Linked DNA regions of Homo sapiens: all the other regions are linked to region 1. Evidence: chromatin contacts called from ENCODE Hi-C or POLR2A ChIA-PET data. All regions are on one chromosome and are shown on one strand. Each heading gives the region's core, a stretch centred on a gene start or an enhancer-like site at or near the end of the contact. The rest is flanking DNA. Distances are from core to core; before and after follow the strand shown. Region 1 overlaps AUH (AU RNA binding methylglutaconyl-CoA hydratase). Region 2 overlaps AUH (AU RNA binding methylglutaconyl-CoA hydratase). Region 3 holds the start of LINC02937 (long intergenic non-protein coding RNA 2937).

The links. A loop is a pair of places that touch in the nucleus more often than their neighbours do. ChIA-PET counts read pairs that join two places held with the same protein, here RNA polymerase II (POLR2A). Pooled maps may share reads with other maps.
Region 2: POLR2A ChIA-PET joins it to region 1 with 12 read pairs in activated T-cell. The contact joins two enhancer-like sites. POLR2A ChIA-PET finds 5 or more read pairs at or near these places in 3 of 52 experiments (Panc1, activated CD4-positive, alpha-beta T cell and activated T-cell).
Region 3: a pooled map shows a loop between it and region 1 (3-fold over the local background). The contact joins the promoter of LINC02937 here to the enhancer-like site in region 1. A Hi-C loop is called at or near these places in 3 of 168 maps with a recorded cell type or tissue (endothelial cell of hepatic sinusoid, naive thymus-derived CD4-positive, alpha-beta T cell and natural killer cell), 1 of 37 single-sample maps with no recorded cell type and 9 of 50 pooled maps. POLR2A ChIA-PET finds 5 or more read pairs at or near these places in 6 of 52 experiments (activated CD4-positive, alpha-beta T cell, activated CD4-positive, alpha-beta memory T cell, activated CD8-positive, alpha-beta T cell and 2 more).

Annotation. Positions count from the first base shown.
Region 1 is chr9:91,244,282-91,248,247 of GRCh38, forward strand. The region is part of intron 6 of AUH (AU RNA binding methylglutaconyl-CoA hydratase); the gene reads right to left. Among named protein-coding and RNA genes, the nearest start is that of LINC02937, 83 kb to the left of the region's middle. Within about 2 kb of position 2,637, at least 3 of the 41 ENCODE cell types and tissues checked have a DNase peak (open chromatin) inside an H3K27ac peak, as active enhancers do.
Region 2 is chr9:91,311,794-91,315,779 of GRCh38, forward strand. All of the region lies in intron 4 of AUH (AU RNA binding methylglutaconyl-CoA hydratase), which reads right to left. Among named protein-coding and RNA genes, the nearest start is that of AUH, 48 kb to the right of the region's middle. RefSeq lists enhancers at 2,866-3,367, 3,368-3,867. Within about 2 kb of position 1,343, at least 6 of the 41 ENCODE cell types and tissues checked have a DNase peak (open chromatin) inside an H3K27ac peak, as active enhancers do.
Region 3 is chr9:91,161,107-91,164,917 of GRCh38, forward strand. It overlaps LINC02937 (long intergenic non-protein coding RNA 2937), which reads right to left and starts at 2,174. Exons shown (of 6, transcript NR_184105.1): 1 at 1,899-2,174. All of the region lies in intron 2 of LINC00484 (long intergenic non-protein coding RNA 484), which reads left to right. RefSeq lists enhancers at 2,134-2,183, 3,581-3,811.

The DNA.
Region 1 (3,966 bases), core at 1,387-3,886:
ACTGTATAGTATTAATAGAATATCAGTTAAAATAACATTGGCCAAAGCTGTCATAATAAAATGTTGGGGGATAACTTCACAAAATTGGCCACCTGTAGACTTCCTAGTTACTGAATTTGCACATAAACTTAATGTAGTCAGTTATATTAAACTGAATATAAACTTAAGCTGCAAGTTTAATAAACATGTTTTAACAAATTTTTTAGTTTTCATATTTCAAAACATTTTAAGGCACAGCTAGAGGTAAGATACATTTGAAATTCATATAAATGTTGACACTTTTTCCTTCCCATCCACATCTCCCAACTAGCTTCCTACAGGCACTGTTAAGTATGTTGGTAAGGAAGGTCAGTGACTTCCTTTCACTCCGCTTACCAGTGTCCTGAGGGTTCTAAACCCACAATGGCAGGTTCCAGAGGGGGCAATCCCTGTCCTGTATCCTGTTCCAGGAGAATGTGTGAAGGGAAGTTCTAGACATGACGAGTATTAATTACTGCTCTCCTAGCAAGAACCATCAAAGTATTGTCACTGTACAAAATATGGTTTATGGCAACAATGGATTTACCAAGGTGCACCTCTGAAAAATTATTTGAGATGCAGAGGTTAAAGGTTAAAAGTAAGCCATACTGTCAGTATTTTAAATGAAAAATTCTTTAAACACTGAAAACAAAATATGCATTGATTACAAATTTAAAATGTATATTGCAGATTTCTCTATTTAGCTAGCTCACAACTAATTCCTAGACACCCTCTTTGAACTCAATCAGAGCAACAACAATTAGTTGAATAACCAGAGAGGGAAGGGATGAGAGGTGGGGAGGAAAAAAGCAACGAGAGAGGAAGTGACACAGTTGCATGGCACAAGCATGAAGAGCAGGGCTGGGAGCACACACAAGAGATTTCAAGTGTGGGCCCAGCAGGTGGGAACTGGAACCACGGCCCACCCCAGGAGCCCCGTGGGGAAGCATGGCCTACCCCAGGCACAGAGTTGGCAAATGGGCAGAACTGTGAAAAGTATGAGACTATTACACCCTCTTCCCATGAGAAGACAAAGGGGTGCAATGGCAGCCAATGAAAAGTTTTAAAATCAGAACGCTTTTTGAGAAACAAGGCCCCACTTCTCAGCAGGGAGTCCCACAGAAGACAGCCATTTTGGTTTTTATCTGATAAGAGGAAAGCTGGAGAAAGAAGAAAAATATCAAAATCACCTAATCACTAATCACCCCCAACAATTAAGCAAGGGTTGAGTAAAAAGTAAAGCAAAAGTGAAAATAAATGAAACAAGATCAGTGGGACCAAGATGACTGAGTAGGAAGTGCCTGAGTGAGAAGTCTATGAAGCATCAATGACTGGAGCTGACATCTGCTGATAGAAGCAAACGGGTGCCAAGTGACTTATGGGCATTATCTCATTCAATCCTTCCACCTACCCCAGGATGTAGGGACTATCATCTTCCTCCACACAGATGAGAAAACGGAGGCCTAAGGTAGGGCCTGGAGCCAGGATGCAAGCCTGGGGAGCCTGCTCTGGCCCTCTCCTCCCCTGTGTTCTAGAGGGAGTGCACCTTTGACCCCTGCGCTGTCCCTAAAAACACTCATGGACTGTGCCCATCCTTCTTGTCTAAAGCTGGCAAGATGTGACGGGGATGGGGACAGGAGCAGGGCCCATAAACACCAGAGACCTACTGTCCTAAAATGCCAGACCCCTGTCCTGAGCTGGGAAACCATATTAAGCAAAGGGTGTGTCTCACAGGAAACAGATATGAGCAGATTCGGTGGAGGCAGCCTGGGAAAAGATATTTACAAAGCTGAATCATGGCCTCCCGCCCTGCTGGGTGATTCCTGCCTCCTCTCCTCCCATTCTCTCAGACAAAGAGGAAAAGCAAAAGAAACACCACAACAATTCTGAGCCCTCAACCAGAATCAACCCAAAGCTCACTCGCTGTGTAAAAGAAGAAGAATACTGACAGAGGTTCATGCTAAAAAAACAAACAAACAAAAAACCACGTGGAAGATTAACAAAAGACATGGCATAGTTACTGGACAAGACAGGCCAGCCTCCCCACTCCTCAAAGCAAACCAAACCAAACAAGCCCCCTACTGAGGACAGCAAAGGCACACACATGGCATCCTAAAGACACCGTCTTTTATTTAAGAAAGCCTAACTAATAACTGAAGAAAAGTTCCCAGAAGTGCTTACTATGAAATAATTTAGAGATGACATAAAATCAATATATGAGACTCAAAGAGGCGATGGCAAATGAACACGCTGAAATGAAAAACAAGATTGCAGAGCAACTGAAACACTGAGGACCAAAATAACATAAATACAGAACTAATAAATGAATTAGAAATAGCATGCTAGAAGGAATAAGGCTAAAGTCAGAAATCACGCCAAAGGCAAAACACTTGTTTAAAGGTGGTATATGCACACAATGAAGTTAGAAGCTAAGCAAATAAACGTTAAGAGAATAGGCATAAAGGATAAATGACTATTTAACAAGGAAAACTGCTGTTTCTAAAGCACAAAATCCAAGAGTTAGGAATAGAAGACAAGTCTATGGCTGAAAAGCCACATGATGAGGATGGCAAAACAGCAGGCTGGAAAGTCTGGTAGTCCCCATCATGCCTAAGCAGCGGAGCCATGCCAGCAGCGGAGCCATGCCAGCAATGCCTTCCCAGACTTCTTATAAAAAGATACCCAAGGCCTTGTTAAGCCACAGTCAGCTGAGTCTTCTGTTACCTGCCTCCTTTCCCCGACAATCCTTCAGCCTACTCACACTCAATTCCCTTCCATACAGCCTCCTCCCACTGCTGCAACAGCTCAGCCACATTCTTTGCAGTGAAGCCTTCTTTCCTCTCTCACTGCACATGGCTGGCAAACTCTCCTCCGTACACTGCATCACCCTTTTAACCTTTTCTGAGTCTACATCCGGACAGAGAAACACTGCTGCAGAGACCCATCAACTTCAACCGATAGTGCTACTCTGCAAGAGGGTAAGGGGGGCAGCTAACTCTCACTCCCCATAAAGGTGGTTGCCACAGCACCATTCCCCTTCCCTGCCTCGCCCCTCAGTCAGTCACACTCTTATGCAGATCATCTCTCCTGTCTCTCCCACTCCCACTGGTCCATTTTTCTCACTCTCACAGCTGCACGCCTACAGTACCTCAATTCCCAGCCTCTCCATCTCCTTGGATCACATCTTGTCCTGCCCCCTCCCTCCTCCCTGACACATGGGGCTCTGGCACAAGGAATCTATTCTCCAATTTAAAACAAATCCCATTGTGTCCTCCAGGGCCAAAATCCTTCAGCCACCAAACTGTTAGTATTCTCTCTGAATTAGTGACCAATAATGCTAGCATTGGTGAAAGTTCCCAGTGTTCTACATCCTTGCCAACATTTACTAGTCTTTAATTTTAGTCATTCTATAGGTGTTCAGTATTGTCTCATCGTGGTTTTAATTTGTATTTCCCTAAAGACTACTGATGTAGAGCATCTTTTTATGTGCATATTTGCCATACTTACATTTTCTTTAGTGAAGTGTCTGCTTAAATATCTTGACCATGTTTTAACTAAGTTGCTTTGTTTTCTTACTATTGAGTTTAGAGAATTCTCTACAAATTTTGGATACAAGTCCTTTATCAAAAATATGATTTACACATATCTTCTTCTATTCTGGAGCTCGTACTTCCATTCTCTTAACAGTGTCCTGACAAAAGACATTCTTAACTTCAGTAAGTCCAGTATTTCTATTTTTTTCTCATGTGGATCATGTTCTTGGTGTCTCATCTAAGAAACCTTAGATTTCTAACCCAAAATGAGAAAGATATTTTTCCCTGAACTTTGTTCTAAGCACTTCTGTTTTTAGGTTTTACATTTTAAGTCTGTGATCCATTTTTATCAATTTTTACATATTGTGAGAACTATGGATTGAAGTTCATTCTTTTGCATACGGACAACCAATAG
Region 2 (3,986 bases), core at 93-2,592, 66 kb after region 1:
GAATGGTAAGAAACAACAGCTGTTAATAGATCCTGATAATTTCATTGCTGTGTAGCCTTGCTGATGCCTAATATTTCAAAATAATCAGTTTACTGCTTCTAATCCAGGCAACCTAAACTTCAAGAGGGAAGGGGACTTGTAACAATGATTAACATTTTAGAAATCTAAAAATTCACCATTTCCTTTGAATGAAACATCTCAAAAATAGTCACATGACTTTTTTTTTTTTTTAAAGAACAAAAGAACTCAATTTTATTCTAGGATTTTACTGTTTAAGAACAGACTTTCTAAGATACTAGGAACAATAAAGTAAATTTAGTGACTCTGAATGAAATACAGAACTGCTTTCTGATCTCTATTTTAATAAAACAGAAGAGCTTTCAAATAAGTCATGTCTGTAAGTTGCTTATAAACTCTCTTTCATTAAAAACACACAGAGTACAGGAAATCACGGTTGCCAAAGAGAAAATACATTTGCCTTTCAGATCCCATCAATTCTCCAGTTGTAGAAAATGTGAATATAACAGGAGGCAAGAGGGGAAAATGGTACCCAACAGACAAGGGTGAACCCTGATTTGTATCAGTACTAATACTGCCACAATTTAAAGATGCCTATGGTTCAACAGCCAGCTCACAAAATTTCTGAACATTAGGCTGGGAGTCATGGCTCATGCCTGTAATCCCAGCACTTTAGGAGGCCAAGGTGGGGGTATCACTTGAGGCCAGGAGTTCAAGACCAGCCTGGCCAACATGGCGAAACCCTGTCTCTACCAAAAAATACAAAATAGCCGGCGTGGTGGCTCACGCTTGTAGTTCTAACTACTCAAGAGGCTGTGGTGGAAGAATTACTTGAACGCAAGAGGTGGAGGCTGCAGTGAGCCGAGATCGTGCCACTGCACTCCAGCCTGAGCAACAGAGTGGGACCCTATCTTTTTTTTAAAACAAACAAAAAAAAATTCCTGAAAATTTAACAATCACCTGGAGTCAGTGTGAGCAGGCCCCAGTACACCACTGCCAAGGCATTTAATTACTGGAGGGTCTGTATAGGAAGCAGGCCCGTAAGTACTGTCAAAGACAAAAATCTAACAAATTGAGTTATAGATCCAATTGCCTTTTATTTGTGATTCATGAGGCAGGGCAGCCTCCATTCTACAAAATAGAATAAAAGTTCCCATGAGGCAATGGCAGAACAGTGGGTTTTAAAGTAAGGTAGAAACAAGAAAACAGGACAAGAGGAAAAAAAACTAATTGGTTAACAGGTTACATCAGGCTTTGCGGGGGGGGTTGTTTTTTTGGCAAGGGTTAAAGCAGAGTAGACTTACTGAGCTGATTCAGGTAGACTGGAATCTCCTGCTTTCAGGAAAAACCGGTCTGTTTTGGAATCCGTCTGCTTCCTTAATAAAGTTTCAATTTGATTATGTGGCATTTTGCAGGAGTGACTATATCAATTTAATCTGGTCTGCTGGGGATTTGAGCAGGAGCTCAGTCCAAAACAATGGCCTCCCATAATTTTAACAGTACAATGCAGGATCCTCCACCATCAGTATCCATGAACATCCACTGGCCAAGTCACTTCCTCCCAAGACAAAAATAAGCCTAGAAGCTCTTCTCTCAGAAAATGAACAAACTTGGCCGGGCGCGGTGGCTCACGCCTGTAATCCCAGCACTTTGGGAGGCCGAGGCGGGTGGATCATGAGGTCAGGAGATCGAGACCATCCTGGCTAACAAGGTGAAACCCCGTCTCTACTAAAAATACAAAAAATTAGCCGGGCGCGGTGGCGGGCGCCTGTAGTCCCAGCTACTTGGGAGGCTGAGGCAGGAGAATGGCGTGAACCCGGGAGGCGGAGCTTGCAGTGAGCCGAGATTGCGCCACTGCAGTCCGCAGTCCGGCCTGGGCGACAAAGCGAGACTCCGTCTCAAAAAAAAAAAAAAAAAAAAGAAAATGAACAAACTTTATGAGAAGAACTAGTGAAAAGAGAGCCAGAAAGAAAGATGGAGGCCTCTGTGCAGTATCTGGTCCATAAACGCTCTTTTTTTTTTTTTTTTGAGACCGAGTTTCACTCTTGTCGCCCAGGCTGGAGTGCAAATGGCACGATCTCGGCTCATTGCAACCTCCGCCTCCTAAGTTCAAGTGATGCTCGTGCCTCAGCCTCCTGAGTAGCTGGGATTACAGGCACGTGCCACCACGCCTGGCTAATTTCTGTACTTCGAGTAGAGATGGGGGTTCACCATGTTGGCAAGGCTGGTCTCAAACTTCTGACCTCAGGTGATCTGCCCGCCTCAGGCTCCCAAAGTGTTAGGACTGCAGGCATGAGCCACTGTGCCTGCCCATAAACGCATTTTGTTAGACATGCAAAAGGATTTTTCTCTCCCATCAAAGAGAAAAAGTTTCAAGAAAAGTTTTAATGTCAAAAACCTTAAAAGTAGGGGGCCAGGAACAGTGGCTCATGCCTGTAATCCCAGCACTTCAGGAGGCCAAGGCGGGAGGATCACTTGAGTCAAGGAGTTCGAAACCAGTCTGGGAAACATGACGAAACAACACAAAACTTAGCCGGGCATGGTAGAGCCCATCCCTGCTACTCGGGAGGCTGAGGTGGGAGGATCACTTGAGCCCCGGAGGTCGAGGCTACAGACAGCTGAGATCGCACCACTGCACTCCAGCCTGGGCGACACAGGGAGACCCTCTCTCAAAGAAGGAAAAAAAAAAAAAAAACACCTTAAAACCAAAAGCCCAAGAGCTATTTTTCTAGACATGTAAAATCTTGGCTTCCCTTGAAAATAATGAGAAATAAAAAAAAAAATTCTAAGCCCCTCAACCAACTGAACTGACCTTCTTTTGGCCAAGGGGACCACAGAGAAACCTCAGAGGCTGAATTCGTAGCTATGATGTGATGGGAGGTCAGACCATCTCCCTCAATAGCCGCCATTAGGCTTTCTTCTAACGGGCTAAAGAGAAACCAGCCCTTGAAAGATGCCACTGCTGATTTCAACCAACAGCCTGAATGCTGCCCCGCCCTTCTGCCGTTCTGTCAAAACAACCAACCAGCATTTCTTCCTGATAAAGAGACTACCAACCACAGGGTGGTTCTGGCCCATCTACAGAGGAGGCGCAATGAGAGTTTTTCGTGTCATCTGCTTCTTCTTTTTTGAGACGGAGTCTCACTCTGTCACCCAGACTGGAGTGCAGTGGCATGATCTCGGCTCACTGCAACTTCCGCCTCCCAGGTTCAAACGATTCTCGTGCCTCAGCCTCCCTAATAGCTGGCACTACAGGCTAGGATTACAGGCGTGCGCCACCACGTCCAGCTAATTTTTGTATTTTTTTAGTAGAGACAGGGTTTCACCACGTTGGCCAGGCTGGTCTCGAACTCCTGACCTCAGGTGATCTGCCCGCCTTGGCCTCGAAAAGTGGTGGGATTACAGGCATGAGCCACCGCGCCCAGCCCTCTGTTTCATCTTTTGACAGCAGAGGTCCCAAGACTCCACCCTCAGATCCTGCTCTGGCTGCCATTTGTTACACATGGGTCCCACGGAAAGGCCTGAAGCTCAAATGCGCATGTGCCTGTTTCTCCTTTCATAAATATTCATGACTCCTCCTGCAGCTTATTGACTATGTATACCTGGCCACCCTGCTCAGCATACATTCCTGTTCCCTTTACCCCACCTTCCAAGTGGCAGTTTCTGGATTCTGGCCAGAGGCTGTGCTTCCCAGAGTGTGGGAATAGCCACCTTGCAGGCTGTAACCCTTTATGAGACATAAAGCTCTCCTTTCTAAAGTTATGAACCTTGTCATTCTTCAGTTGACAGTAAGAAAGAAAAAAAAATACAGTAAATAAGAAATGTCCACAAGTTTCAAGATAGATGAATCTTCTAAAAATTGGTCTTATTTGGCACATATAAAGAATATATTCATATACATGTAATAAAGCATAATCATAATAAACTCCAACACAATCACCACTCAAAGCTAGATCTAGGTCAGAACT
Region 3 (3,811 bases), core at 924-3,423, 84 kb before region 1:
CAAAACCCCTGGGTCCTTCCTGCCTCTGCGCCTGCCAGCAAAACAGCTCCATGAGTCCAAGGGCAGCTCAAGGGCAGCTCAAGGGCAGGCCACGGGAGCCACAGGTCCTGGCCATACAGCAAAAACATACGGAAGCCAGGGCAGTGCAGACACAGCAACAGGACAGAGGGGCCTGGCTGGAGCGCCAATGCCAGGGGTCTCTCAAGGCCCGCAACACGGTGTCCTTCTTGGACTAGAGTCTCAGTTAAATAACAAAGAGGGGATCTGATGACGTCCACGTGGGCTTCTCCCTGCCTTTGGTGGCGCCCCGGCCCTCCTGTGCGTCCTCCTGGCCCTGCTCAGATCCTAGGAGCCATCACACACTCAACATCCCCAGGCAGCACCAGCACCAAAGCCCCTCATTCCATAGCCCTCTAACACCTGGCTCAGAGTGAGCTCAGCTTCTTTTCTTCACACATGTCTTCATGGCAGCAAGGGAATCAAAAACTCTCCTCCTGGCCACCCACGGAAATGCAGCTGTCACCAGATGGAAAAGGAGGAGAAGATGCAGTGGGCTTGGGTGGTCCCAGGTGGCCCCTGGCCGGACTCTTTCCCTCAGTTGGGGGACAGAGGCTGATTGGAAGAGCACCTCCTTCCCAACGCTTGAGGACAGGGCCTTCCCTGACACCTGTGCCTGGGCTGGTCTTCTGCACCCTTAGCCTCAAGTAGCCTCAGACCACTGCAGTGCTGTTGAGGGTTATCCATAGCGTTTTTTTCCTGTGCTTTGGGTCTCCTTTGCCATCTGCAGCTGGACTAGGGGTCTTGGATTGCCAGGGAGGCTTCTGTGAAGTGGGCTGAAGAGAGCCCTTCCTCACTCGGAAGGCACAGCACAGCCCCGCCGCATTTATAAGTGAAAAGGGAGACCCCACTGTGATGGGGATCCTTCTGCCATTCCCCCAAGACCCCGGGATTGATGAGAGGCATTCAGAACTGCAAGGGGCATGAGGGGGCTGTCATGTCCTTGTCTGGGCGGCCTCCCAGGCTCAAATTGCTGCCTGAGAACAGGTGGCAGAACATTCCTGAATATTTAACCCTTGGCTCGCAAGAGTGCAGGAATGACAGTTCTGTGCCTGAGGAAAAGATTCGTGTCACTCGCACCTCACTTAGGACAACTCGTGCTTTACAGAAATTTACTAATGTTAAAGAATGATTTGTGGTTTCTTTGCTCAAATACAGGAAACTGACTTTTCTCAAAAATGAACTCTCCCTACCAATCTGCACCATGAAATTATTTCAGCAAACAAAAAATAATGGTTGCCCATCACCGCACACTGCGTGTGACTCAGCCATCACTCACAGGCAAAGAAGGGTGTTCTCTCCTCTCCCTGTCAGTTACTAATTCTCTGTAAATGACCATTTGACATCCTGGCCGGGGAGGATTCAGATCAGAGATGACTTCCCCACTGCCACAAAGTATGGTTCTGGGAAGGACAACCAGCCCCAAGGCCACGAAGATTCTGAAAAAGTTTCTTCTCATTTGAAGTCCAGTATTTCCTCGGCCCCATTTTTCTGTTAAACAATCCTTTTCCCTTGGAGATTGCTAAAGCTTAGCTCCAGGGCCAGCCTAAGCTCCAGCAGAACTGGGAGCGTCTCCTGTGTCTACATAGCTCCCTTCCCTCCTGCCTTCCTACTATCAAAGGAGAAACAGCGTGTAATTTGATTTTTTCCCCTTCTCCTCACTTGCCATACTGTGTTCTTTGCCTGGGCCTGTGCCTCTCCTTGCAGAGGCTGTGGACAGGAGCACCGAGAGCCACTTCCTGGAGCATGCTCCCCACCCCCGCAGCCTGTGGCTTCAGCCTCTGCTTCTGCAGACAGCGGTGGAGGAAGTCAGGACTGTCCCTTCTGACCTGAACACCTACCTCCAAGTCCTCCCTGTCGCCACAGAGACCCGGCAATGCAAGTGAGTCCTGTTTGACCTCGTCAATCATCGCAGACTGTAAAGGTGACTCGGATGCTCAAGAAACGAGCATACCCAGCAGTGGGCCCCAGACTTCTCGCAGGCCCAGGTCCTCCTGGGTGCACAGAGACCTACCAGACAACGGTCCGGCTGCACTGGTGTTGTGAGATGCCTGTGTCAGAAGACACTGAGTTCCTCACTCGCCTCCTATCATGCCGATGATCACAGGAGAAAGAGCAGGGCACATGCATGCCAGCATGCTGAAGGGAGGCCAAAACCCATGCTTGAAAACCACAGGTCCTGTTCTAGGAGCAGGAGATATATTTAGCCAAGCAGGATGTTTGTGGGTAAACCAACATTTTGCTGTAAATAAAATTCTGCAAACTCGGGACTTTGAGAATTGCAGAAGCTTACTTTGCCTGCGTATTGGCAAGAGAGCTATTTTCCTAACACAAGCTCACCATGACCCTCATTCAGAGATGCGCTTGACGCCGAGGGTGGTGCCTTTTCGCTAAGGGGTGCTGTCAGGGGATTGAGTAGGAGCCTGAAGAGCTAGGAGTATCTTCTCCCTGGGCAGACCAGCAGGCAGACCCTGTCCCTTCACACTACAGTGGCACGTGATGGGCCCCACTGCCCACCTGGTTCTGGTGTCCAGGCTGAAGTCCTCGTGTGACACTCCAAACTGTTCTGGCAAGGAAGGCTCACGGGTTCTGACCTACACTCTGAAACTGACCAGTAGTGATAAACTCCGCATGGACTTCAGCCATCATTGCGTACGTAAGAAATACGTGTTGCACACAGAGTGCTTCTCTACATTCCCAGGTTTGCCACTCCCCGACTTTTGCTGAAGCAGGTTTCTACTCCATCAGTCCCACAGATGTGTTCACAGGGCCAGCACTGAGTGTGGTGCTGGGGAAGGCATGTGCTTGGAGGCAGCCCTGTGAGATGGCACAGCCTAGGGGAGGAGTCGTGGTGGGGAAGACCCTGGCCACGCATGATAGAGGAAGCGTGGCCACACAGTCTTTGCTGTCCCTGCCACAGCATGGTGCTGTAAGTCTCCTCCTTCCGAGTCTGTGCAGACTTATGTGACACATTTGACCCAACAGAAATGCAGCATTTGTGGTGTGTGAAAGTTCCAGACCAGGCCACAGCGAGCTCCGTGGCTTCGGCTGTGTCTCCTGGAGCACTTGCTCTCAGGACCCCCTCTCTCAGAGCCCAGGCACCACGCCGTGAGAGAGCCCCAGCCACAGAGACAGGCTACGTGTAGGTGCTTTCATCAAAGTGCCACCTGTGCCTCCCCGCAGCAGTGTCAGGCCACCAGCTTGGACAGGCAGCTCCAGCCTCCAGTGGAGGCTTCAGAGGACAGCATCAAACAGCATCCACAAAGGAGACCCACCTTGTGAAAAGCGCCTAGCCAAGCCCTGCCCAAATCCCTGGCCTGTGCAATTGTGAGCAAAGCAATTCAATTTGGAGTGGTTTTATGCTGCAGTAGGTGACCAAAGCACTATGGAAGTGAATATCAGGAGCCCCTCACTGGGATGTCAGAAGACATTCAAGGAAGGTTTCCTGGAAGATTTAGTACCTCAGGTGGTACAGGAGAAGGTGAGATGGAGAGAAAGCAACCCCAGTCTGAAGACGCAGTGGTAAGAAAGGGTCATTCCCCTGGGCATGTGTGGTCTGCTGGGGGATGACAGCCGAGGTGAACTTGAAGCAGAGGACACTCAGACAAGCTGCACTCTGAATCCCGCTACGCTGACCGCAGCACTTGCTGAAGAAGCCGCCTCGCCACGCCCAAGCCCTGCAGAGGGAAGGACTGAGGAAGGCAGCTCAGAGGCCTCAGGCAGCCACAGTGTGCATGCTTGTCTATGACTCACA